3 separate regions of the Mus musculus genome follow, and all the other regions are linked to region 1. Evidence: chromatin loops called from intact Hi-C (ENCODE). Cell type or tissue: heart. All regions are shown on one strand.

Evidence for each region. Hi-C counts contacts between places; a loop is a spot of excess contacts. Peaks named below come from ENCODE experiments on the same cell type or tissue, not always from the same donor. Only the 100,000 strongest peaks of a DNase experiment are listed, where the experiment ranks them.
Region 2: a loop joins it to region 1, with 3 times the contacts of the local background. A loop is called at or near these places in 22 of 42 quality-filtered maps.
Region 3: a loop joins it to region 1, with 2.7 times the contacts of the local background. A loop is called at or near these places in 7 of 42 quality-filtered maps.

The regions. Positions count from the first base shown.
Region 1 is chr1:193,372,542-193,380,541 of GRCm38, forward strand. No RefSeq gene overlaps it. Among named protein-coding and RNA genes, the nearest start is that of Camk1g, 6.3 kb to the left of the region's middle. In heart, a CTCF peak has its summit at 4,414 (motif pointing left); a DNase peak (open chromatin) is centred at 4,466; H3K27ac peaks cover 421 bases.
Region 2 is chr1:193,204,179-193,212,178 of GRCm38, forward strand. No RefSeq gene overlaps it. Among named protein-coding and RNA genes, the nearest start is that of Traf3ip3, 6.6 kb to the left of the region's middle. In heart, CTCF peaks have their summits at 2,442 (motif pointing right) and 4,197 (motif pointing right); DNase peaks (open chromatin) are centred at 4,193 and 7,423.
Region 3 is chr1:193,269,582-193,277,581 of GRCm38, forward strand. G0s2 (G0/G1 switch gene 2) reads right to left here and starts at 3,607. Exons shown (of 2, transcript NM_008059.3): 1 at 3,408-3,607; 2 at 2,579-3,221. The coding sequence starts at 3,193. The coding sequence ends at 2,882. In heart, CTCF peaks have their summits at 3,843 (motif pointing right) and 5,353; DNase peaks (open chromatin) are centred at 1,680, 3,040 and 3,520; H3K4me3 peaks cover 2,128 bases; H3K27ac peaks cover 3,457 bases.

The DNA of each region.
Region 1 (8,000 bases):
TTTACCTCAGAATTTGCTTACAGAATAGAATCTGGGCACCTTAGCCAGTGCTGGAGGCCTTCTGAGATCCAGCATGAACCACCTCTTATGAAATGTTCTCCTCACCCATCTAATGCTCCAGCCACAGTACAAATATTGGCTTCTGGCACCACTTATTGCATACCCTCAGGCTTTTCTTTCTTGGTTTATTCACATGGAAAATACTCTGCCCTGCCACCTGTGGAGATGTTACATATTAAAAGACCCACCTTACTTTTCCTGATAAAATACCCAGGAAAAGCAATTTGAGAGAGAACGTTTCTTTGGCTCACAGTTTGAGAGCAAGAAGCATCAGGGCAGGAAAGTCACCACCAGCAGAAATTTGATGCAACTGGTCCTACCCAGCTACAGTTCAGGGAGACAAGGATGAATGTGTGTGATTAGCCCACTTTCTCCCATTTATACAGGATCTTAGACTAGGGAATGGTACCACCCACAGTGGGCAGGTCTTCCCACCCCACAGGCATGCACAGAGGCCTAGACTTCATCAAGTTGACATTAGAGACTAGCCATCACATACATGAAATACTACCTCATCTAAAAGCCACAGTCTCCTTCCTTAATGCATTTCTTCCAGCTATAAGCCATTTCACAAACTCTTTGTCTCCCCCTCTTTCTCCTGCCTATAAATGTCCATTCCCATTCTGTTCCCCACTTTGAACTGAGTGCTTGAAGAGATGAGACACTAGGCCTGGATTTTCTGTCCTCTTCTCAGACATCTCACCGTACCTGGCTCTGGGAATGTTTCTGGGACCCATAGAAAGACTTTGGTTGTCTGTTACTTTTACTTTTCTATCGCTGTGATAAAACATCACAGCTAACAGTAACGTATAGAAAAAGGAGCATGTCTTAGGGCTTTATAGCTGTGAATAGATACCATGAACAAAGCAACTCCTAAAAAGGACAACATTTAATTGGGGCTGGCTTATAGGTTCTTTCAGTCCATTATCAGGAGGGAGAATGGCAGCACCCAGGCAGGCATGGTGCAAGAGGAGTTGAGAGTTCAACATCTTATTCTGAAGGCAAATAGGAGAAGACTGGCTTCCAGGAAGCTAGAATGAGGGTCTTAAAGTACACAATGACATACCTATTCCAACAAGGCCACACCCACTCCAGCAAGGCCACACCTACTTCAACAAGGCCACACCCACCCCAATAAGGCCACACCCACTCCATCAAGGCCACACCTTTCCTAACAAGGCCACACTTCCAAATAGTACTACTCCCTGGGCCAAGCATATTCAAACCACCACAGAGTGTAGTTTGGTTTACCATCCCAGAGGAATGAGTCTATTTTGGCAGGAAAGCATGATAGCAAATCACAGGCATGGCAGCTGGAACAGGAATTCAGTCACAAGTGCAAAGCAGAGAGAATTAACCAGAGTAAGCTCTCAAAATCCAGCTCCCCGTGTCGTATTTCCTCCATAAAGCTGACACCTCCTTACTGCCCCCAGAACAGAGTCACAAGCTGGGAACCAAGTGTTCTAATATCTGAGCCTATGGGGTGCATTCTTATTCAAATCACTACAACCTCTGAGTGTTTTACAAGTAAATAAGATATTCACAGGTGAAAGAGTGTGCATAAGCTCCTGTTGCCAAGGACAATAGCTTATCAATGTTGGTAGCTTGATGGCACACTCAGCAGCTAATTCTCTACATGGGGCACCGATCAAACCTATTGGTGCCTTTGAAGCTGGGGAGAACTGTACAGTACCTGTGGACATGATAGTTTGGCGTGGGTCACAAAGTTTGTCTCCACGGGAGCTAAAGTGGCCTCTCCAAAGTCTTCCCCAGGACATAAAAATAAATACATCCCGTAAAATATTTATTACATGCTGTGAGCTGATGCTAGGGATGTGAAACTACACTTGGTCCCTATACTCACAGGATTTCTACTGCCCTAGGATGTGGATCAGTCAAGTTGTTAGAGCCTGGACTAAGCAGGCAGCAGGGGAAAGAGGAAGAGGCATGACCCAAAGGAAGGACCGCACACATCGAGGAACACCCTTCATCCAGAGCAAGGGCGGGTCTGAGCTGTTTGACTCTCAGGTGACTGGCAGGGCTAGAAGCTGCCCTACGGACCCGGCTTCTCCCTCCACAGCTGCATCTCCCTGAGCTTGTTTTCCTCTCATGTGTGTGATGAGGATGGGAGAGGAAGGCAGGCAGATCAGTGATCATTGACCTGCCAAGGACGACAGGGGAAATGATAGTGAGCCGAAGAATCTGATGCATGAGAAGTCAGACTGAGACAAACAAAAGCAGCACAGGCAAAGGTCCTGGGGCAGGAAGGAGCCATGTTACTGCAGGGTCAGAGTGCAGGAAGGGAGCACAGACAAAGGTCCTGGGGCAGGAAGGAGCCATGCTACTGCAGGGTCAGAGTGCAGGAAGGGAGCACAGACAAAGGTCCTGGGGCAGGAAGGAGCCATGCTACTGCAGAGTCAGAGTGCAGGAAGGGCTGCAGAGAGAAATGTGTAACAAGGAGGATGGGGAGGTGGAGAGACATTCCTAATCTGAGGCTAGAAACAAGAGAATGGAATGGCTGACAGGAGAGTGGTGGGAGGGAGAAAGAACAATGACAGGACAGGGAGACAGGCTGGCACACAGACATAAATCGATACAGACAAGCCACTTTGGTATTGATTTGTCTTAAACAATAAGACCTCTCCACTGGGACTTGCAATGGGCTCTTCACACAATGTCCTGGTCCATGCTGTTCCAATGGCTGGGGAGAGGCTCATATTTTAATTTGACCTGGCTCTTTAATGTCTTCACCCCTCAAGTGTCCTTCCTATACAGACACGTGAAAGACCCCTCTGCTGAGAGCTCCCACATCTCTGTACAAGCAGAGATGGCACTGGCCTAACACACCAGGTTGTCCCCTTGCACAACAGAGAGCTTTGAGGGGTAGGAACTGGATCTCTGTGGCCTGGATACCCATCACTTCCCAGGAGAAAGAATTTCCACATGACTCTCGAACCTGAGGGAGCAAATGGAAACCAAGAATGAGTTTTCTAGAGTGTTCTGTGTTTGACACCATGAAGGAGGAGGAGGGCTGTCAATGACAGTATCCAAAAGAATACACAAACAGCTAGTTCTCACCACCCTCCCAGGTTATTCCACAGTCTGCAGAGTGTTGGGTGGGCTGTTGATTCGGCTTCAGCTAGACTCTCCTTTCTCCTCCCTGTGGCTTCTTATCTCACTTCATCCTTCCTGCTCTTGTCAGGATTCATAAAGCATTCATGTCACTCTGTAAGTTGATGGCCCTACACTGGAGCATCTACAAGGTGGAGGGCATCCCTCCATCCTCAGCTTGGTATCTGCTATGTGGCCCAGCTCTGGAGGGATCTACTGTCTTTGTGGTCTGAGTACAATGATCCTAGCCTTGGTAGACGGTGTGTATGTTTGTGTGTAGAAGGGCCATTGTTTGTGTGTGTATGTGTGTGTGTGATTGTGTATGTAGAAGGGGCATTGTGTGTGTGTGTGTGTGTGTGTGTGTGATTATGTATGTAGAAGGGGCAGTGTGTGTGTGTATGTGTGTGTGTGTGTGTTTGTGTGTGTGTGTGTGTGTGTGTGTGTGTGTGATTATGTATGTAGAAGGGGCTGTGTGTGTGTGTGTGTGTAGAAGGGGCATAAAGCTCACCACTCTGGACTTCTGAATTCTACTCTGACACGACTAGTTCCTACGTGAGGACCTGCTCCTGGTCCTTGTCAGGAATCAAGGCATTCTCTGTGAAACCATTAGTAGTGCTGATTTCCATATCCACAGCTTGAGCTCTGAAGGGTGGGAACTAGAGGAAGAAGCAATGACTCTCCAGTGAGTGACCTTGAAACACCCGTGCTCTTGAGTGGGGGCCATGGTGGTGGCTGGCAGTGCATAGCCATGGAGCTAACTTCCTTCATCCAGACTTTATCATGACTACTTAACAGAGTCTGATCCAGCCACCAGGCTTTCATTTCTTTCCTGTTTTTCTCTGATCCTTTTGGAATGGATAGACTAAACGGGGATACCCTGGGGTGGGGGGTGGGCAGTGGGGGGCTGACAGTGAGTAGACTTACTCTCCCAGATTTAGCATAGACCTTGTAGACAGTTGTGGATTCAACCTGGGTTTGGTTCTGAGGGGACTTAGAGTCTGTTCCCTGAGCAATGCTCTCAGCTGGATTCCCTGGGAGGAGTCCAAATTTCCCATCTCAGCAATCTTGCTTTCCTTGTGTGTAAGAAACTGAGTAGCAGATCTCAGCCTGACCCAACAGTGTGTTATCAGGGGCACATTAGAAGTCTTTGTCTAAAGACATGCGCAATGGAGCCCCCTACTCCAGGAAAGCTTGTCTTGGGGCTCATCCTGGCTTACCCCTCCTCCCAGTGAGCTGTACTGCCCTCTAGTGGCACAGAGTAGGCATATCATTTTCTTGGTTGGACTGTTTGTGGCCAGCCCCTTGCCTTCGTCCATGGTCTCTGTATTTCTGAGCTGGGTGGTGATGGCGGCTCCCTGTCTTTGTTTGGAAGGGCAGCAAGTGTGTGTCAAGAGTCTTCTAGGAGCATGGCAGCATGCTAGGCACAGGCTTCACTCCCCACTTTCTTTGAGTTTCCCCTCCCACAGGAGGGGAGATCTAAGGTGGTTAGTGCCAGGGTAAATTCCAGGTGACCGAGCCTAAGCCACCTCATCCTTCATCTGTAAAAAGAACCCAGCAAGACCACAGGGGCTTCTGGATAGCTTTCTGCATCTGACGACACCCAGCACAGAGCAGGCATATTCTGGAAATGTTGGTGAATCAATCACTGGCCTCCATGGGTAGGTACCTTCTTTAGATGAACCCCAAATGCAAACCACTACAGTGAAGACGTTGAGAATCACAGAGGAAGGCTGACTTTGGGCTAACTCTGGATTGATTTGCTATGGCAAAGAAACCCTCAGTTTCTTTTAAAGGACCTTTTTATTATTTAAAAGTATGTATATGTGTTTATGTATGTCTGTGTGTGGGTATGTACATGGGAGTGCAGGTGCCCACAGAGGCCAGAAGAGAGCATCATATCTCCTAGAGTTGGAGTTACAGGCAGCTGTGAGATGTCTGATGTGAGACCTGGGAACTAAATTTGGATCCTCTGGAAGAGCAATGTGTGCTCTTAACTGCTGAGGGATGTCTTGAGCCCTTTAGTGAATAAGTGGGTATCTTGATGTTTCTTGTCTTAGTCAGTCAGGGTTTGTATTCCTGCATAAACCATCATGACCAATAAGCAAGTTGGGGAGGAAAGGATTTAGTCAGCTTACACTTCCATATTGCTGTTCATCACCCAAGGCAGTCAGGACAGGAACTCACACAGGGCAGGAACTTGGAGGCAAGAGTTGATGCAGAGGCCATGGAGGGATGTTGCTTACTGGCCTGCTTCCCCTGGCTTGTTCAGCTTGCTTTCTTACAGAACCCAGGACACCAGCTCAGGGATGGCACCACCCACATGGACCCTCCCACCCTTGATCACTAATTGAGAAAAGGCCTTACAGCTGAATCTCAGGGAGGCATTTCCTCAAGGGAGGCTCCTTTCTCTGTGAAAACTCCAGCTTGTGACACACACACACACACACACACACACACACACACTTACTTCAACAAGGGAGTCCTAGAAATTCAATGAGATAAGGGATATGAAACGCACAGAGGAAGAGGACACTTTCTAGGCAGGAATCAATGTGAAGAACTACAAGATCTATCCACCTAGCCAATCAAGTAAGCTGGTGAACTACAGACAGGATAGGAAGAGGATGTCTACAGGTCTCAGATCTGGGTGTTCCTGGACAGCAAGGTCTTGCCATATGGCTCTCTGATGTAGGGGTGATGGATGGTCTCCCCTTCTGGGATGACTGTTGTGGTGGCTTGAATAAGAAGAATAGCCCCATAGGCCCATATATTTGAATGCTTCGCCATCAGGGAGTGAAACTACTTGAGAAGGATTAGAAGGTATGGCCTTGTTGGAGGAACTGTGTCACCGTCGATGGACTCTGAGGTTTCAAAAGTCCATGCCAGACCTATAGACTCTTCTCTCTGCCTATGGATCAGGAATATAGCTCTCATCTACTGCTCCAGTGCCTGCCTAAATGCCACCATGGTTTCTGCTGTGATAATAATGGACCAGACCTCTGAAACTGTAAGCCAGCCCTGATTAAATGCTTTTCCTTATAATAGTTGCCTTGGTTATGGTGTTTCTTAACAGCAATAGAACAGTGGCTAAGGTGACTATCTTTTTCAAGATAGAGACATCCTGAGTTCTGAGCCCTTTAATGCTCCAGGAAGTCTAGGTCATGCCCTGTTCAGTTCAGAGGCAGAGCAACAGGCTGGAGAATTACATGTATCTCCTTGGTAGTGGCTTGAGAAGGTGACAGGACTCTTGATTCAGTTCTGATTCCTAGTAACTGGGATCCAGACAGACTTCTAGGGACATTAGCTCTGCCAGGTGGCTGTGGGGGAAGACCCACAGCTATAAAACCCTCTCTCTAGTTGTCTACAGTCTAGACTCCTCCCCACAGAGAGAGGTTAGCCTAATTTGCTCTGCTCCAGCCCTCCTTCCCTTCCTCACTTATGGCTCTCAGGAGGTCCCATGTGCTGAGGCCACCAGAGACTTCCTAGCAAAGTGTCTGCTGTCCAATGCTCCTGAGATATAGGACATTACATAACAGAACTGAGGGTAAATGGAAAAGCAAAAGAAATAATCGACTTTTCAGGAAGAAACAATTACTTGATTTAGTCATCAGACCCCTGGACTCAGTGTTCTCAGTGCTTTGGTCCAAATGTGACCTTCAGAGATGGATTGAAAGAGCCCAGTGAACGAAGGGAGGGAGGGAGGGAGGGAGGGACTGGGACATGGTGTGTCAAGTCTACAGATAGAGAACAATGGCTGTTTCCCTTGGTACATGGAAAACAGCACCATGGGTGCTCTAAGAACTGAGAAGTTCTTACACCTCCAGTCTACACCCAAGGCTGGCCTGCAGCAGCGTCGTGGGGACAGGCAGCAGCACCCCTTTTTGCAGATTGTTCTGATCTCAGCTCTCAGCATCATCTCCCACCCCCAACAGGTAGGAGGAAACAAAGAATGTTCTGTACAGCTCTGTAAAACCTTGGGAGAAGAAAGGCAGCAGGGAAAGCCTTGCAAAGGAGGCGGGTTACAGCCTCTCAGGAGTGCCAAGGCCGGTGGTAAGCAGCACCAGAAAATTATCCATTGATGGCAGGGCCTAAATCACTCCCGGCCAAGCTGTTGCACCAGCCCTGTGTTTGGGCAGCGGGCCTTCAAGAGAGATTGATAGAGAGAAGTGGGCATAACACTTCTGCTTTGTTTTGGCCTAAGGCACAAGAATGTGGCAAACGTGTGCCATGGCTCTGCCCAGAGGACTCCTGGTTCTGCTTCAAGGATGGCTCGGGCCTTACTCTGGACATCTCCATAACAAGCTAATCTTTCTCTGCAGCACTGGGAAATGTTTTGTACTTTCTTCACACTCGAAACTTTAAAGTTTGTTTTTATAAAAATGTGAACCCCCAGAGTACATACCTTAGTTGTCTTTAAATGCCTAGCATATAAAAATTGATTCTTTATTATCTCACAGAACAAAAGAATAAGAGACAGGCAAGTGCCAGAACTGTAGCTTGGGGGTGTGGTTTGGCTGGAGAATTCAGGCTGAGGGCTGTCAAGGAATCATCCTACATATGCCAGAGGTGAGGAAGGGATATTGTCCCTGCAGTGCTGAGTACAGACAGAGTTCTAACACAGGGGCTGTGACCCAGGGCCTGCATGAAGAATGAAGCTTGATCTGCTCTAGTGCTAGGTACCTAGGTACCTAACTAAAGAGGCTTCTGGGCTCCTTGAAGGAGAATTGTCATGTGACCAGGCTAGAGACCATCTGCACCTGCTGCTGAAGCTGTGAGGGTTCACGAGCCCACCTGTCAGTCAGCCAGACCCCTGACCACTACTTTATCAT
Region 2 (8,000 bases), 170 kb before region 1:
AATCAGCATAGCTAATGCATCTCTCTCTGCTGTTTAGCTCAACAGTGCTGAAGACCCAAAGGCTTGCCATAGTGCACCTATATCAGGATCTGTTCTTAGGATCCAGCATTGCAAAGGGCAAGTTACTTTTTTGTCCTAATATGATAAGAGGGGGCACACTAAGCTTTAATTTTATCATCCTTCAGGATATATCCTCAGGCCTGGAGAGGGGTTTATCATGGATAGATGGGTATACACATATGTAGTAACTGACAGAAAAGCGAAGTTAAGGTAGACTGAAAAAGGAGGCCTTCCAGCCAACACAGGACACACTGCTGTCAGTTTTCAGAGCATCATCTCAGTGTCTTTCTTCCCTCCTCTGTGACAAGGAAGAAAAGCACACGAGTTAAAATTTCCCCTCATCCTGAAGGGCTGTTTTCTATACTGGGAAGTGTCCCACTTTTTCAGGGCCCAGCCTAAGCTCCCACCTCTTCTTCTAGGTAGTGCTTGAACTAACAAGCAGTACTTGGAGACTAAGATAATGACATTGCTTACTTATGGACAGATTTATATAAATTACCAAGTTAGCAAATCATCCTTTATAAAAATACGAAATGCTTCCACTCCTTGCCGTGTAAAAGCCATTTACTCCTATGACTTTTGAGGTCAGAACCCTCACAAACGGCTTCAGCTCAGAGTCCCAAGGACTCAGCAGAGGTGACTCCTTAAGTACTGTCTGATTCTAGAGACCTGGACTCTAAAGTAAGGTAGTTATTTAGTAGTGTGGTCACTATTTATCTGATAGGTCCAGCCCCGGTTAAACTATCCTGATTACGTCACAAATGGTGCCCACTCCAGAGGGAGTCCCTCCCTCCCCATAGCCTGTTCTACTTTTTGACATACACCTTTCAAATCTGTTCTTATTTGGCATGATCTGTCACGGGTATCAACGCAGGGAAGTTGTTCTGAACCTACCCACTAAAGCACAGGGGATGTATACTGCACTGCCAGCCTATGGGAGAGGGTAGACACACTGAAAACTGGCTGGGAAGAACTCAAAATCGCTCTTTCTTCAGTTTTATAAAAAGTATAACATAGCACCATTAAAACATCTCTTATGATAATCTCATGAAGATCAAGGTGGTCTTAAACTAAACTTCTGGTCCTGCCAAGCAATAAGATTGTAGGTGTACACCACAGGTTTGGCCCTAAAAGATCTTAAAAATCCCACTGCCTGACAGGAACAGTAAGTTCCCTGCCTTTCTTGTCTTTTTAGTTTCTGTCCATAGCTACCCATCTTTTGTTTTTACACATGGGTTTTTACCCATCATTGTGTTTTTTTGTTTAAATTTGGTACTAAGTTATAAATATGTTTCCTGTTGTCAGAGCTTTCACTGTTAGGGCTGTTTAATGATTTCTTTATTATTGGAAAGATGTCATGTGTCCTAGCATCAATTCCTGGTAATTATTAACCACTGGAAAATCAAACACAAACAAATCTTAATTCACACTGTCAGAACATGAACTTTAACATTCTAATGGAACAAAAATTCAGATCGGAGATGACTGTCCACAGTGTAGAAGGATTCCTTTACAGAGCACCTCTGCCACTTGCTCCCCAAAGCTGTCTTCTACAGAGCGGCTTGGGACATAGACTGAAGGGGAACTGGGAAGTTGGACTACTTCAGCTTGAAGCTGAACTAGCTTGACCATGAAGGCTCATTCAGAGTTAGAAAAGTATCCAACCTCTCTGCTGCTTGGATTCCTCCACTGCTAAATAGTCATATCAATAATGTTGACATGAACTGGGGTGTAGCTCTGGGGCAGGGTAGGCTTAGCCCCAGGTCTGGGGAAGACCCTATTTTACAGAGATTGTAGGTGTACACCACCATGTTTGGCCCTAAAATCCTACTGCCTGACTACCTTAGGGTGTTACTAAAGCGATACCAGTACACTCAGTAGGGGCTGGGGGGGACATCACAGATATTGATAGTGCTTGTCCAACATGCATTATGTCCTGGTTTCAGTCGATGACACCACATGAGCTGAGATCACCACATGGCCTATGGTCCAAGAGTCCAGGAGGTAGATGAAGGAGGATCATATTTCAAGGTCAACCTTAGCTACATAGGGAATTCAAGGCCGGCTTGCTCTTCATGAGACCATGTCTCAAAAAACCAACCAACCAGCCAATCAACTAACCAACCAACCAACCAACCAACCAACCAACCAAAAAAACCAAACAGCAGTCAAATATAACATCACTATAGTGACATCTGCAATTGGGACTATTGGTTTGTGACTTAACAGTCATAGTGAGAGGCACCCTCCTTCAGATCTCTAACTCTGTGACAAGGGAGAAGCTACCCTAGGAGACTAGTGCATTTTTTCTGATGTACTTTTTAAAAAAAAATTATTTATTTACTTTATTTATATGAGTACACTGTAGCTGTCTTCAGACATACCAGAAGAGGGCATCAGATCCCATTACAGATGGTTGTGAGCCACCATGTGGTTGCTAGGAATTGAACTCAGGACTTTTGGAAGAGTAGTCAGTGCCCTTAACCGCTGAGCCATCTCTCCAGCCCCTGATGTACTTTATAAAAATTAATTTTTAGTTACTTTATAAAGAAATGGGTCTCATTATGACACACACAGGTAGATAGATGATAGGTGTGTGTGTGTGTATGTGTGTGTGTGTGCTTGGTTCCTATTTACTTGATATAATGTTTAAAGGTATCCATAACAGATAAAAAGAGCATTTTAAAGCAGTTACCTGAAAGATTCATAAGCATAAGCCTCTTACTCCATAGGATGATGACAAAAGATAAAATGTATTTTTTAAAGTTCATCTAACACAACTCAATTATTTATTTATTTATTTATTTATTTATTTATTTATTTATTTATTTTAGACAGGGTATCATGTGGCCCAGTCCAGCATCAAACTCACTATATCACCAAGGAATTGAGTTTATGATTCCCCTCCTCTCAAAAATGGGATTACAGGTGTGCACATCACAGAAGGTTTTATGTGGTATGGGGGATGGAACCAGGGCTTTGTACTCTACCATCTGAGTCACTCCCCTGCTCCCTAGCTGTTTGTTTGTTTGCTTGTTATTCGAGACAGGGTTTCTCTGTGTAGCCATGGCTGTCCTGGAACTCACACTGTAGACCAGGCTGGCCTCGAACTCAGAAATCTGCCTGCCTCTGCCTCCCGAGTGCTGGGATTAAAGGTGTGTGCCACCACTGCCTGGCTAGCTAAGGTTTTTAAAAGATGTGTGCCATATGATTGCATAGGGAAAAAAAGATTTCTAGATTCCAAGTTTCTCCTAATGAAGTATGTGCAGGAGTCATATGAGGGAAAGCTTGGGAATCTTGATAAAAAGATACACAAACAACTGTTGGGTAGTCAGTGGGAGTGGTGAGCACTTTGACCAGAGGAGATGGGGTAGGGGAATGTGGTAGTTTAAATGTGTTTAGCCCATAGGAAGTGGCACTTTTAGGAGGTGTGGCCTTGTTGGAGGAAGTGTGTCACTGTGTAGGTGGGCTTTGAGGTCATCTCTTAACGCTCAAGCTCCATGAAGTGTGGAAAAGGAGTCTCTTCCTGGCTGCCTTCAGATCAAGATGTAGAACTCTCAGCTCCTTCTCCAGCCCCAAATCTGCCTGGATGCCGCCATGCTTCCCATCATTTTGGTAATGGACTGAACCTCTGAAACGGTAAGCTAAGAGCTGCCTAGGTCACGGTGTCTCTTCATAGCAATAAAATCCTAACTAAGACAGGGATGCTGACAGAGGAACACAATTCCATGTTCTTAGAGAGTCAGAAGCAGAGCAGGTGGCCTGGGATGTGCCTATAGATACCCTAGATCCAGTTGTCCTCAAGGTTGGCTTGGGATAGAAGCCATCTTCTTCTCCCAGCAGAGAACTTGTCTCTATTCTCTCCCTCATCTTTTTGCCAGGCCTAGTGCTTTTCTGAGAGTGCCACCAAAGGTTGTTATTGATCAGGACAAGTTCTCACAACTCCAAACCAATCTCCTGGGTGGCTGGATCAGAGCAGATTAAGGTATTGGAGTTGACACTTCCTCTCCTGTCTGGCTGTGGCCCACAGACCATGATCTCTTCATGGGCTCTGGTTGGAATAGTGATGGTCTCGGAGTGGAGCCTTTCCCGGTAGGGTCTATATGCTATGATGCTGCCTACCTGTGTACAGCCACTGGGTGGTGCTGCTGCCCCTGTCTGCAAGCAGGAGGCCAATGCTAGAGCAGGTAGTTAAGGCTTTGTGCTTTGGGTGTGGTGGTATTCTTGGGATTCATTCTTGTCCCCTGCAAGTCTATCCAAGCAAGGGAGCCTTGAAATATGCTAGTCAGTCACCTAGCAGAGACTCAGGAATCCTATTGTTTGCTCTGTTGTTTGTAATACAGTGTGGGTAGTTGTAGGACTTTTTTGGCATGCCTTCAGTTTAAGAATCCATTTGAAGGAACTAGAGAAAGTACCCAAGGAGCTAAAGGGGTCTGCAACCCTATAAGAGGAACAACAATATGAACTAACCAGTACCCCCCCCCCCCAAGCTGTGTCTCTAGTTGCATATGTAGCAGAGGATGGCCTAGTCGGCCAAAAATGGGAGGAGAGGCCCTTGATCTTGCGAAGATCATATACCCCAGTACAGGGGAATGGCAGGGCCAGGAAGCAGGAGTGAGTGGGTTGGGGAGCAGAGCAGGGGGAGGGTATAGAGGATTTTCCAGAGAGCATTTGAAATGTAAATGAAGAAAATATCTAAGAAAAGAAAAAAAAAGAAAAAAAAAGAATCAATTTGTATATTGGCTGAGAATATAGTTTAATTGGCCAAATGTTTGCCTAGTGTTCAAGAGGTCAGTACTGCCTAAGTCAGATGTGACAGTGCCTGCCCATAATGCCCTCTGCCCACAAGAGAGTAAAAGCACATAGACATATGGTTTCTGCACCCGCCTCTTTGAGTTAACACACTTGGAACCTGGCTTGGGGGTGGTGTAGGAAAAGCCCCCGACGTTGGTGTTTTTCTCCCTCTCTTCGTCTCAGAGAGTTTATTTTGACTCTCAGTTTCTGTGGAGTCACTGTGTGCTTTCCTGGTCCCAGGCCTTTTCTTTAAACATTACAGTTTCTGTGCAAAAGGCAGATCGCCTGTACTGGGGATAAACCATTCCTTCCAGGCACAGAGGATGATCTTGGGAAGCCATACAAACCAGACCAATCTTGTCATGTTTGCCCTCAGCCTCCCTTACTTCTCTACCCAGATAGCCCCTTGTGCACATTGTACATTCACTGGTCAGATATTCGGTTGGAGCTGACTTTCCTGGTAGAGGCTCCTGCACAGGCAGAACTATACTAAGTACTGGTGTGTGTTTCTTCTGTGAGTCTGCCTCCCTCATGTCCCTTGCAGGGATCCCAAGAGCACTGAGGTGTAGTAGCTCTTAGGCTTGCTCACGCTTGCATGACTGAGGGCTGTGCCCCTTGACTTCCACTTGTGTCAGTTTGGAGCTAACCCGAATCGCTAGGCAGAGGCCCACGTGGAATCACATTTTATACAAGTTTGTGGTGATCTGTGCAAGCCCATGTCTCTCCTCAGTTTGTTTACCTTTTGTTGTTTGTTGTTCAAGTTGACGCAAATGATTCCATTTTGATTCTTGTGTCTTCCACGGTCCTTACTTTTGACCGAGATTTTTCTGTGGAAACATTTCTGTCCTCTGTCCTGTTGTGAGGGTCTGTTGTTCCTCTGTTGTACCTGTCCTGGGTAAAGTGGGTGGGTGAGGTTGTATGATTGATGGAGTCAGCACCAAATCCTCTTAGCCACACTGGATCAACAGCGTTCGGGAAGAGTGCTTCTCTGCTCAGCTCTTGAATGCTAAGGCAGCGTTATTTTGCCAGAAATTGTACTTTAGTTGATTTTTTTTTTTTAAGATTTATTTATTTATTATATGCAAGTACACTGTAGCTGTCTTCAGACACACCAGAAGAGGGAGTCAGATCTTGTTACGGATGGTTGTGAGCCACCATGTGGTTGCTGGGATTTGAACTCTGGACCTTTGGAAGAGCAGTCGGGCGCTCCTACCCACTGAGCCATCGCACCAGCCCCTTAGTTGATTTTTTTAAAAAACAGAAAACAGATGCAAAGATTAAAAAGGAAGATGCAAAATAAAAATAATTTTGATACCCACCCCCTGGCAATGGGCAAAGAGAATCCTTGCTGGTATTGGTGTTCTATCAGTCAGGAGCAGCGCAGATGGCAGTCCTTTGTGCATCCTAGCTTGATGCCTGGCTTGGTGGCAAAGCCGTTTTATGCTTAGGACTCATAAAAATCAAATCAAATCAAATCAAATCAAATCAAATCAAATCAAATCAAGTCAAGTCAAATCTAGGCAGTGAAGTGTGGGAGGAGGAAGATGGGCAGAGACCTTCATTCCACCATGCTACTCAGTGCAGGCAGGGAAAGACATCTACAGATCTGCCTTTTGCACCACATCTTTAGCAGGCCATAGACACACAGAGTCCTACTACCACCACACAGCACTGTATGGGAGGAAGAAGTCAGAGAGAGACCTGCCTGCAGACCACCATGCTACACACAGACCTGCCCTCCAGTGCAAGGCATAGGTGGGCAGAAGAGACCCACTTGTTAACATGCCACGCAGTATAGACAGAAGATGTCACTCAGGGGTCTGCCAGCCACGTCGCCAGCCTGCAGCAGGAGCCACCACAGTGTGTGAATATGTGATGGTCAGATGGAAGAGAAAGAGAGGTGGAGCAGCTTGAGCATTATGAAGAGAGATGGAACTGGAGACTCAAGGGTGGAGAGAAGTAGCCTGCTGTGTGTGGACAGCTCTGCTACTTGGGGACCATGGTGACGCCCCAACATCAGCTGCCACTAAGAGCCATGTCTCCATCCATGGCTACGCAGCCAGCATAGCCAGTGTCAGGGGCAGCCACTGGGATCACATGGATGTCTAGGGACTATGCATAACTGTCCCTGATCCTCACTGGCTACTCTGGTGGTCTGCAGGTCTCTCTCTGACCCTAGGGTCATGAGAGCAGGTGAGCTGGCCCTGTCCCTCACCAGCTACATCACTTGGGAGAGCTGGCCCTGCACCTTGTCAGGGCAACACAGTGGAGCAGGCCCAATGGGGAAGGCACAGGTGAGCCAGCCCTGAGGGTGTGACTGGGAGAGCTGGTGCAGCCACTCGAAGGCTGCAGCACTTGGGAGAGTGAGCCCCTCACCTTAACCGGGCAGAGCAGTGGAGCTGGCTCTGGATTTGGGTGTGGATGAGCTGACCCTGAGGGCACAAGGTCAGAAGAACAGGAGAGTAGGATGACACATTGGGTGACCTGGCAGGAGCGGTGCTGAGAGCTTGTGCTGGTGGTGCAGATAAGGGAGAGTTGGCAGGCTGGCCAGCTCAGCAGTCACCCAGGCCCAGATCCAGGGTTCTGAGTTGGGCCACTCCAACATAATTTTCATCTGTGAATGTTTGGGACACGTGAAAGGGCCAGTCCTGCTGTTCCAAAGCTGCAGGAGCACCATGACACAGGGCAACAACAGGATAATTAGGAGGAGTCCCAGCGAGGATCCAATATTGCTGGTGTGGCAGAAGCCAGAGATCTCTAACCAGACCAATGTCTCCTTGCAATGAACATTTACAAGTGAAGATGTGTGGGCAGAGGGATATACTGTGGGACACACGGTGACATGGGACACACAGTGACATACTACAGCTTCTGTGATGAGATGTTTTCTATGATGTGCATGTGTGTGCGTGCATGTGTGTGTGTGTGTGTGTGTGTGTGTGTGAGTGTGTGTGGGTGTTCGAGAGTGCTTGTGTGTGCCAGTGAGAGTGCTTTATTTTGGGGAAGTTACAAGGGCAAAGGACAGATATGAGGGAATGGGGAGATGAGAAGGACTGGGGTGCATGATATGAAAATCACAAAGAATCAATAAAAAGATTACAGGGGTGGGGGAAATAATTTTGAACCAAAAAACATTTTTTTCTACA
Region 3 (8,000 bases), 100 kb before region 1:
AATAGAATAAGACCAAGAATAGTTTTTGTCTCTCTGTGGAGTGAGGGAGTTCTTCTGCTTGATCATGACCAAATGTCTCACGAGACCATGGCATGATTCTGATGTGACCAGGCAAGCCCTTTCCTTCTCTCTCTCTGTAAGCAAGCATCCTTGTGGGGCAAATATGTTTCTCCTCCTATGTACACTCCAGGCACTAACTCAGATAGCTATGAAAAAGCCATGGCTTCCTTGACCTGATGATTGTGTGAAAATTGAAGAAGACACGGTTCTTGTTCTCAGGAAGATCAGACTATGAGGGAGCCATCTGCCCACAAAGCAACAGAGGGGAACGTTTGTTACCATGGGCCAGCCTGAGACTTACACTTCACAACTGTAAGATTCTGAGAGGTAGAGAGATTCCGGCAGCTCAGGCTAACCAGAAGAGCTGTGAAGGAAAGTCTGCAAGAGATGTTACACTGTAACCTAGAACGACTAAGTTATCTGTATGCTTGGGCACTTGTGTTTTTATACATAGGCAAACTCTCTGAATATAGACATAACCATCATACCCAAAAACCAGAACGCATGGCCTGATGCATAGTTTACTGATGGGCAGAAAACTTGAAGTCCTTGAAGCACTGAGGGTTACCTTCCTCAGAGATGTAGAGAATATGGGTATGAGGAGAGTAATGTCAACAAAAACACAAAGGATCCAAGATACAATTTGCAAAACACATGAAACTCAAGAAGAAGGAAGACCAAAGTGTAGATACTTCGCTCCTTCTTAAAATGGGGAACAAAATACCCATGGAAGGAGTTACAGAGACAAAGTTTGGAGCTGAGATGGAAGGAAGGACCATCCAGAGACTGCCCCACCTGGGGATCCATGCCATATACAACCACCAAACCCAGACACTATTGCATAAGCCAGCAAGATTTTGCTGACATTACCCTGATATAGCTGTCTCTTGTGAGGCTATGTCGGTGCCTGGCAAACACAGAAGTGGATGCTCACAGTCATTGGGTGGAACACAGGGCTCCCAATGGAGGAGCTAGAGAAAGTATCCAAGGAGCTAAAGGGGTCTGCAACCCTATAGAAGGAACAATATGAACTAACCAGTATCCCCAGAGCTCGTGTCTCTAGCTGCATATGTAGCAGAAGATGGCCTAGTCGGCCATCAATGGGAGGAGAGGCCCTTGGTCTTGCGAAGATCATATGCCCCAGTACAGGGGAATGCCAGGGCCAGGAAGCGGGAGTGGGTGGGTTGGGTCGCAGGGTGGGGGAGGGTATAGGAGGCTTTGGGGATAGCATTTGAAATGTAAATGAAGAAAATATCTAATAAAAAAAAGTATCAGCGTCCATGCTGGGCAGCTTGCAAAGGCAGACAGGAGGTAGAAAGAAGCAGGTCACAGAGACACTAGAATCTCGTGTGGGAACAGGAAGGTGATTGGTACTAAAGGGGACCAGCACCGGAGGTGATACAGGAGATGAGCTGGACAAGGTGAGTGGGCAGAGGAGCAAGCAGCCTCTGGAAGAGGCATCTATAAGACTGACTAAATGGCTGGATTGGCCCTGCTCCTGGGAGCTTTGGGGCAGTTAAGGCTGGACTCTGCCTTGACACAAGGTCAAGTGTCTGGATTTGGAAACAGGAAGAACACTGGCGTCACTGACATGCTTTTCCTTTGAAGACTCAAACATGTTCTTCTCATTCACAGTCCCTTCCTTCTTTCCCTGGGGGGTGGGGGTGTGGGGGGGTGGGTGGGTGGGGGGTGGGGGGTGGGGGTGGATTTTAGCGAGAGATGACAGTTGATCAGAGCCAGAAGCGCTGGGGAGAGTTTGGGTTAGCAGAGCTAAACGGAATGGAGGTGTCTGTGTATAAAAGCATGCTGGGAGGTTGGAGAGTCAAGTTAACATGTTCACACCTGGTTAGAGAGGTGACATTAAAGACCCTGGGGAGTGGCATCAGGCTATCTTCTTGGCCCTCCCAGGACACTTTGGGGAGCCTCATACTGTTACTAAATTAGCTGTTGACACAAGATCAGCTCTGACTCCTGGGAGAGGACTCAAGTCTGCAATAACAGTCTTTTCTCTTTCTAAGCTTACTGTGGTCAGTTGTGCTCTTAGGAGAGAGAGTGCTTTTGCTCCCACCAGCTGGCTGGGCTTCTTTTTTGCCCCATCCTTCCTCTTTCTCTTCCCTTCTTCCCCACTCTTCCTTCTGTCTTTCTTTCTCTCTGTTCTTCCAACCTCCTCCCCTCCTCTCCTTCCCTTCCCTGTCTCCTCTCCTCCTCACTCTAATATTTAAGCAGAGAGATCAGCCATAGGAATCTCCAGCACAATGGAGTAAAAGACAAATAACTTTTTCTTTGCTCTAGAAATCCACTGGTTCTCTCTCTCTCTCTCTCTCTCTCACTCAAGGTCAGAAATTGATTTATCTTGTGATCCAAAAAATGCTAACTCCTGTACCATGTTTAGAGTTTCACTCTTGTGTGAGTAGAACTGTCTTGTGCCAGGCAGTATTCAAGCCCCAGGTATGAAGCAGGACTAGCCACAGTTCTGGGTGAGAGAGTCATCTCACCTCCCAAGAATTAAATAATGAGATAGAGTATAAAAGGTTTTTATTTCAAAATGCAAAACGATAGTCATTGCAATAATAATAATAACAATAAAAATAACTGTATAAAAAGCCTGTCTCCTTCTCTAATGCAAAGTGATAGCTCCTTGATTGCTCGCACAGCCTAGGGCAAATCACAGTGCGTGCTGCACAGCAGCAAATCAGTCCCAGACCCCTTAGGTGATCTGTGTGGGGTCAGTTCTGGATTCGGTGGCACCTTGAAACAGCATGTGACTCTGTTGCCCACCTGGGTCATGATCTGTGTCTCCCTTCTCTGTCAGTCACCGGCCTTAAGAGGCGTGCTGCCGGAGGGACAGGGCCCGGCTGCACAGGGTCGCCTCCTGTGCCTTGCCTCCTGCCAGCAGGGCCTGCTTGTGGAGGGACTGCTGTTCACACGCTTCCCGCAGCTCCACCACTGCAGCCTCTTGGTCGCGCAGACGGCTGGCGGCTGTGAAAGGGCTGCACACCGTCTCAACTAGGCCGAGCACCACACCGAAGAGCGCCAGCACACTGCCCAGCACGTATAGCTTCACTAGCTTCCCTCGGGGCTTCTGCGCCATCATCTCCTTGGCCAGAGGGATCAGCTCCTGCACACTTTCCATCTGAGCTCTGGGCTGTGGGTGGCTGGGCCTGCAGAGTTAGCAGAGAGGAATGGGGTTGAGTTCGGGTGAGGGAAAGAAGCAGAGAACAGGGAACCCTAAACACAGAAAGGGGGTGGCTGCTGACTAGGGGAACTCGAGCCCAGGGGAGAAGGCAGCTGGGGGAGGGGGTCTGGTGTCTCTTGCCCACCCTCGGTTCCCGGGCCTGGAGGCTCACCTAGGGTGCAGTGGGAAGAGAGGCAGCACTTGCTGGAGAAGGTCAGGCGTCCTTGCGTCAGACTGGCTTTGGCGTTCTTCTTCCCTCAGCTGCTGCTCTTTGGGAGGGACACTCCGCAGCTGCAGCGCTCTGTGAACAGAGTCCTTATATCTTTTGTCCGGGATCCGCCTCCTGGCTCACTGGCCTGAGCCCTGACTGCAGAAAGAGAAGCGGGGCGGGAGTGGCAGCGGGGGGTGGTGGTGGAGGGGGAGGGTGGGGTGGGGTGGGGGTGGGGAGGGGTGGAAAGGAAGAACGGGAGGGGCGCTGCGGGGGACCAGGGAGGTGACCACGAGTAGTGCACGCCCCTGCTGTGTGCGCCCTGAGACCCTAGCCCGCTGGTGCTGCAAAAACTGAAAGCCCAAGGCACCACTTCAGGGTGCAGCTGAAGAGGAGACCACCAGGTGACGGTGTGGCGTGCTTCCCTTACAGGACACACTTTCTAGTCTTGTCTGTTGCTCTGTTCCCTGGCCCAAGCTCCCCTGTAGTCCAGGAGGAACAGAGACAGACCCTAATGAGGGAATCTGGGGTTCGTTTTCGTTCAGAAAGGTCACCTCTCACCAGTCAGGGAGGGTGTGGGTGGAAGGGAAGGCAACAGAGGGAACCTGCAGTGAGCAGGCAAACCAAATCGAAAAACCGTACCTCCAGGGAGTAGAATGTTCTTCCAGAGTGCTGCTTTCTTGGCTGTTAGGTTTTGCTAAGACATGAGAACAGCGGGAACATTGCTAGTTACCTAATAGAAAGATTTTCTTTGAGGGTTTGAGAGTTTCTTCTAATGCATAGAGGTGTGTGTGTGTGTGTGTGTGTGTGTGTGTGTGTGTGAGAGAGAGAGAGAGAGAGAGAGACATGGAGAGGGAGAGGGAGGGGGAGGGGAGGGGAGGGGAGGGGAGGGGGAGGGGGAGAGGGAGGACAATAAATTAGCCTCAGTAAGGTGCTTCCATAGTTATTTCTGTATTACAGGGAATAGTTATTAAACCCAAAGCACATATCTGTAATTCCAGCAAGAGGCAGGAGGATGGTGAGTTTGAGCATAACCTGAATAAACTGAGATTTTGTGTCAGAAATCAAAATATAGAGGGTTATAGATGTGGTTTTGTGGTGGAGTGCTTGCCTAGTATGTGTTAGGCTGTGTGGGTCATATATATTTGTACACAACACACATGCACACACGCACACACAAATTGCCTTCTCTTCTATGTTTACTTGAGAAGTGAAATTGGCGGTAAGCCTTAAAGAAGGCCCGTGGAAAAAATTGTCTGTAATGAAAGTATTTCACCCTCTTACAGTGATTCCATGCCACCCTTCTCAGGTTTGGGAGAGTGTGCCCTTAGAGTGGGGATCCAGGACGGAGGACACTCTCTGGAAGCTGGTTAGATTAAGATTAAATATGATCCCCTGGGTGGGGGTGGGGTGGGCTATAATTTAGCTGTGGCTATCGGTGTACCTGAGTTAACAAAGTAGGGAAAGAGGTAGGCCAAAGGGCTTGAAGCAGGGGGTGGGGCGGGGAGGAAGGGGAACCAACTGGCCAGAAAATTGCAAAGGTCACTGATGCAATCTTGCAACAGCCTGCTCAGCCTTCCCTGTTAGAGTCCAGAGCCTTAGGGGAAAGGGTGCCAATCTCGGGGGTCCAAGGTCACTGCTAGACTCAGAAGGTGCTGATCACCCCTTGGTCTGCTACTAGTCCTTCGGGTAAGAACGTGGGGATTGGCTCAGGCTGTGAACGTTTCAAATGTAAGGTTCACACTTGAGTTGATACATAAGTGATCAAGGTAACCACAGGCCAGATGAGGATTATTCTTGGAGGATCCTGACTTGGCTTTATTCTCTTAACCTTGTCAATCCGGAAAGTTCTGTGGAGAGGGCCCAAGCCAAGGCTAACTTCAGGGTTGGCATTGTTCTTAACTCTTCCTGATGGTTTTGGAGCACTCCTAGTGGCTGGCAGCAGCAACCATGGAGCTTTCCCAAGAACCATGAGGGTTCCAGACACAACGGCTCCTGGGAAAGAGGATGATGTGTGCCTTGACAGGAGGGCACCCACTTGGTTTCCCCTCAAAAGGTGAATCAGCCCAGTTTCTGACCCAAAACTCCAAAACTGACTGGGCTGAACGTATTTCCTGTGTTTCTATAACTTAGACCGCTGTCATAATTCACCTGGGGTTCCTCTTTCCCAGGGCTACATGAGATGAACATCTTCATCTAAAGTAACCTGACCTTGACCCCTGACCCCACTAGCTTGCTGTCAGTGCCTAGGCAGCAAATGATAAGGGTTGAGGTCACTGGTAGATTTGGTGGTGCCTGTTGAGGGAGTATCAAGGGGCTGAAGCAGGAGGCCAGCACAACTCTGTCTGCTGGAGAAAGACCCCTTAGCTTTTGGATGGGAGGTGAGGAGGCTGGGATGGGATGGGGTGGGAGGACTTGGGAATGAAACATTTACCTTGACTGGCCCGAGACTACTTTAAGAAGTACAGGTCTGTGTCGTATTTGGGCCCGACACAGGTTACAGTTATGAAGATCAAACCAAACCATAAGGTGGCCAACCCTCTATTTAGCCCGGGGTTGATGAGGACTTCTCATGTTAAAGCTAAAACCGAGCTGAGCAGAACAGGCATCTAACCCCCTTTCTGAGTTTAATATGTAGTACCTCAGGGTGGGAAAATTATACAGTTAAGGAGTTTATCTGACTCATGGTTCTGGAGATCCAAGGTCAGGGGCCTCATCTGGACTTTTTTTTTTTTTTGTGGTAGATTATGGACAAAATAAAAGGTGTCATGTAGGGGCTGGAGAGATTGATCAGTTGTTAAGAGAATTGACTGCTCTTTCAGAGGTCCTGAGTTCATTTTCCCAGCATTTACATGGTGGCTCACAACCATCTGTAATGGGATCTGACTCTCTCTTCTGAAGGTAGCTACAGAGTACTTGCATGCATAAAATAAATAAATAACTCTTTTAAAAAGTCACAAAAAAGTTGTCATATAAAACTTGGGAATGTGAGTATGTATGTGCATTTCTGTTACTCCTCTGTTTATAAAATGTATCTAACCCCAATTACTTCTTTAAACACTATATTCTTTAAAAAATTTTTTTATTAATCATTTTGTTTGTTTACATTTCAAATGATAACCCCCTTCCGGGTTACCTCTCCACAAATCCCCATTTCATCTGCTCTCTCCTCCCTCTCCCTCTCCCCTTTGCCTCTATGAGGGTGCTCCTCCACCCACTCACCCACTCCAGCCTCACTGCTTTAGTATCCCCAGTATCTAGAGTCCTGAGTATCACTCAACCCTTACAGTCTATTCAGCTCTCATCCTTCTTAGCGATGCTAGAAGAGGCGGTTTACATTTTATCTGGTTTGTTTTTCAAACCCCCTTTACAACATCAGTAGCATATAGTGAGGGAAAACCCACAAAGGGTAGCTTGTCATCCAAGGGTGGGCCAGTGAGCACGGGCTGTGCTGGGCAGGTGAGGCAGGGACCACAGTCTCCCAGGCCCTGGGTGGGCAGTCTGCTGTGTTATGATCATTACTCTGTTGTCTCTGTCACTACTTCCTACCGCTTGTTACCAGCGCAAAATCCCTGTCTGCCCCGGGATTCCAGAAGCCTGGAGAAAGAGATTGTCAGTGGGCATAGGATTGAACTACTTTTGTATTCACTCAATTAAAAATACCTCTGTAGTCCTTCAGTCTCAGCCATCCCTGTGTGTGCATGTGTGTGCCTGTGTGTGTGTGTGTGTATATGTGTGTGTGTGTGTGTGTGTGTGTATGTCGGGGATATGGTTACATGTGTATGGAGGTCAGAGGTCAACCTTGAGTATCATTCCTCAGGATGCTGGTCTCTTATTAAGCTTAGAACTCACCAATTCTACCAGACAGGCTAGCCAGTGAGCTTCAGAGAGCTCCCCCAGTATGGGGGTCATGAGTATGTACTACTGTGCCTGGCAGCTACTGCCTCCTCCTCCTCTTCCCCTTCCTTCTCTTCCCCTTCCTCCTCTTCCTCTTCCTCCTCCTCCTCTTCCTCTTCCTCCTTCTTCTCCTCCTCCTCTTTCTTCTCCTCCTCCTCTTCCTTCTTGTCTAGGATCAATTTCAAGTCCTCATGGATACAAATCTAGCACTTTATCATCTAATCTATCTCTTCAGTTCCCCTTGAGTCATCATGATTTCATATTGGTTAGTTTTAGAGAAAGGGCTTCCTGGCACTCAAGCCTTATGGATAATTTAGGACTTGTTCTGCTGTACTGAGATTGAACCTAGGTTCCCATCTGGGCTGAATATGTGCCTTGCTACTGACCTACAGCCCTAGATGGGCAATTTTTAAATGTATACCTCTGACCTTCATTTCCTTTGCTTTTGCAGTCTAAAGTTGTGGAGTATAGAAATTTCTGTGTGGATTCCCTGAAGTCATTAGCATGCTTGCTCTGATCCACACACGTCACCTTCATGCACACTACCAAACCCAGCCCCTTCTCAGAAGTCATATTCCCAGCACCTCCTTCAGTTGCTTCTTTGGTTTTGTAGACTGTGTCAGTTCCTCAGTTAGGCCTTCCTCAAGTACATTATCTCAT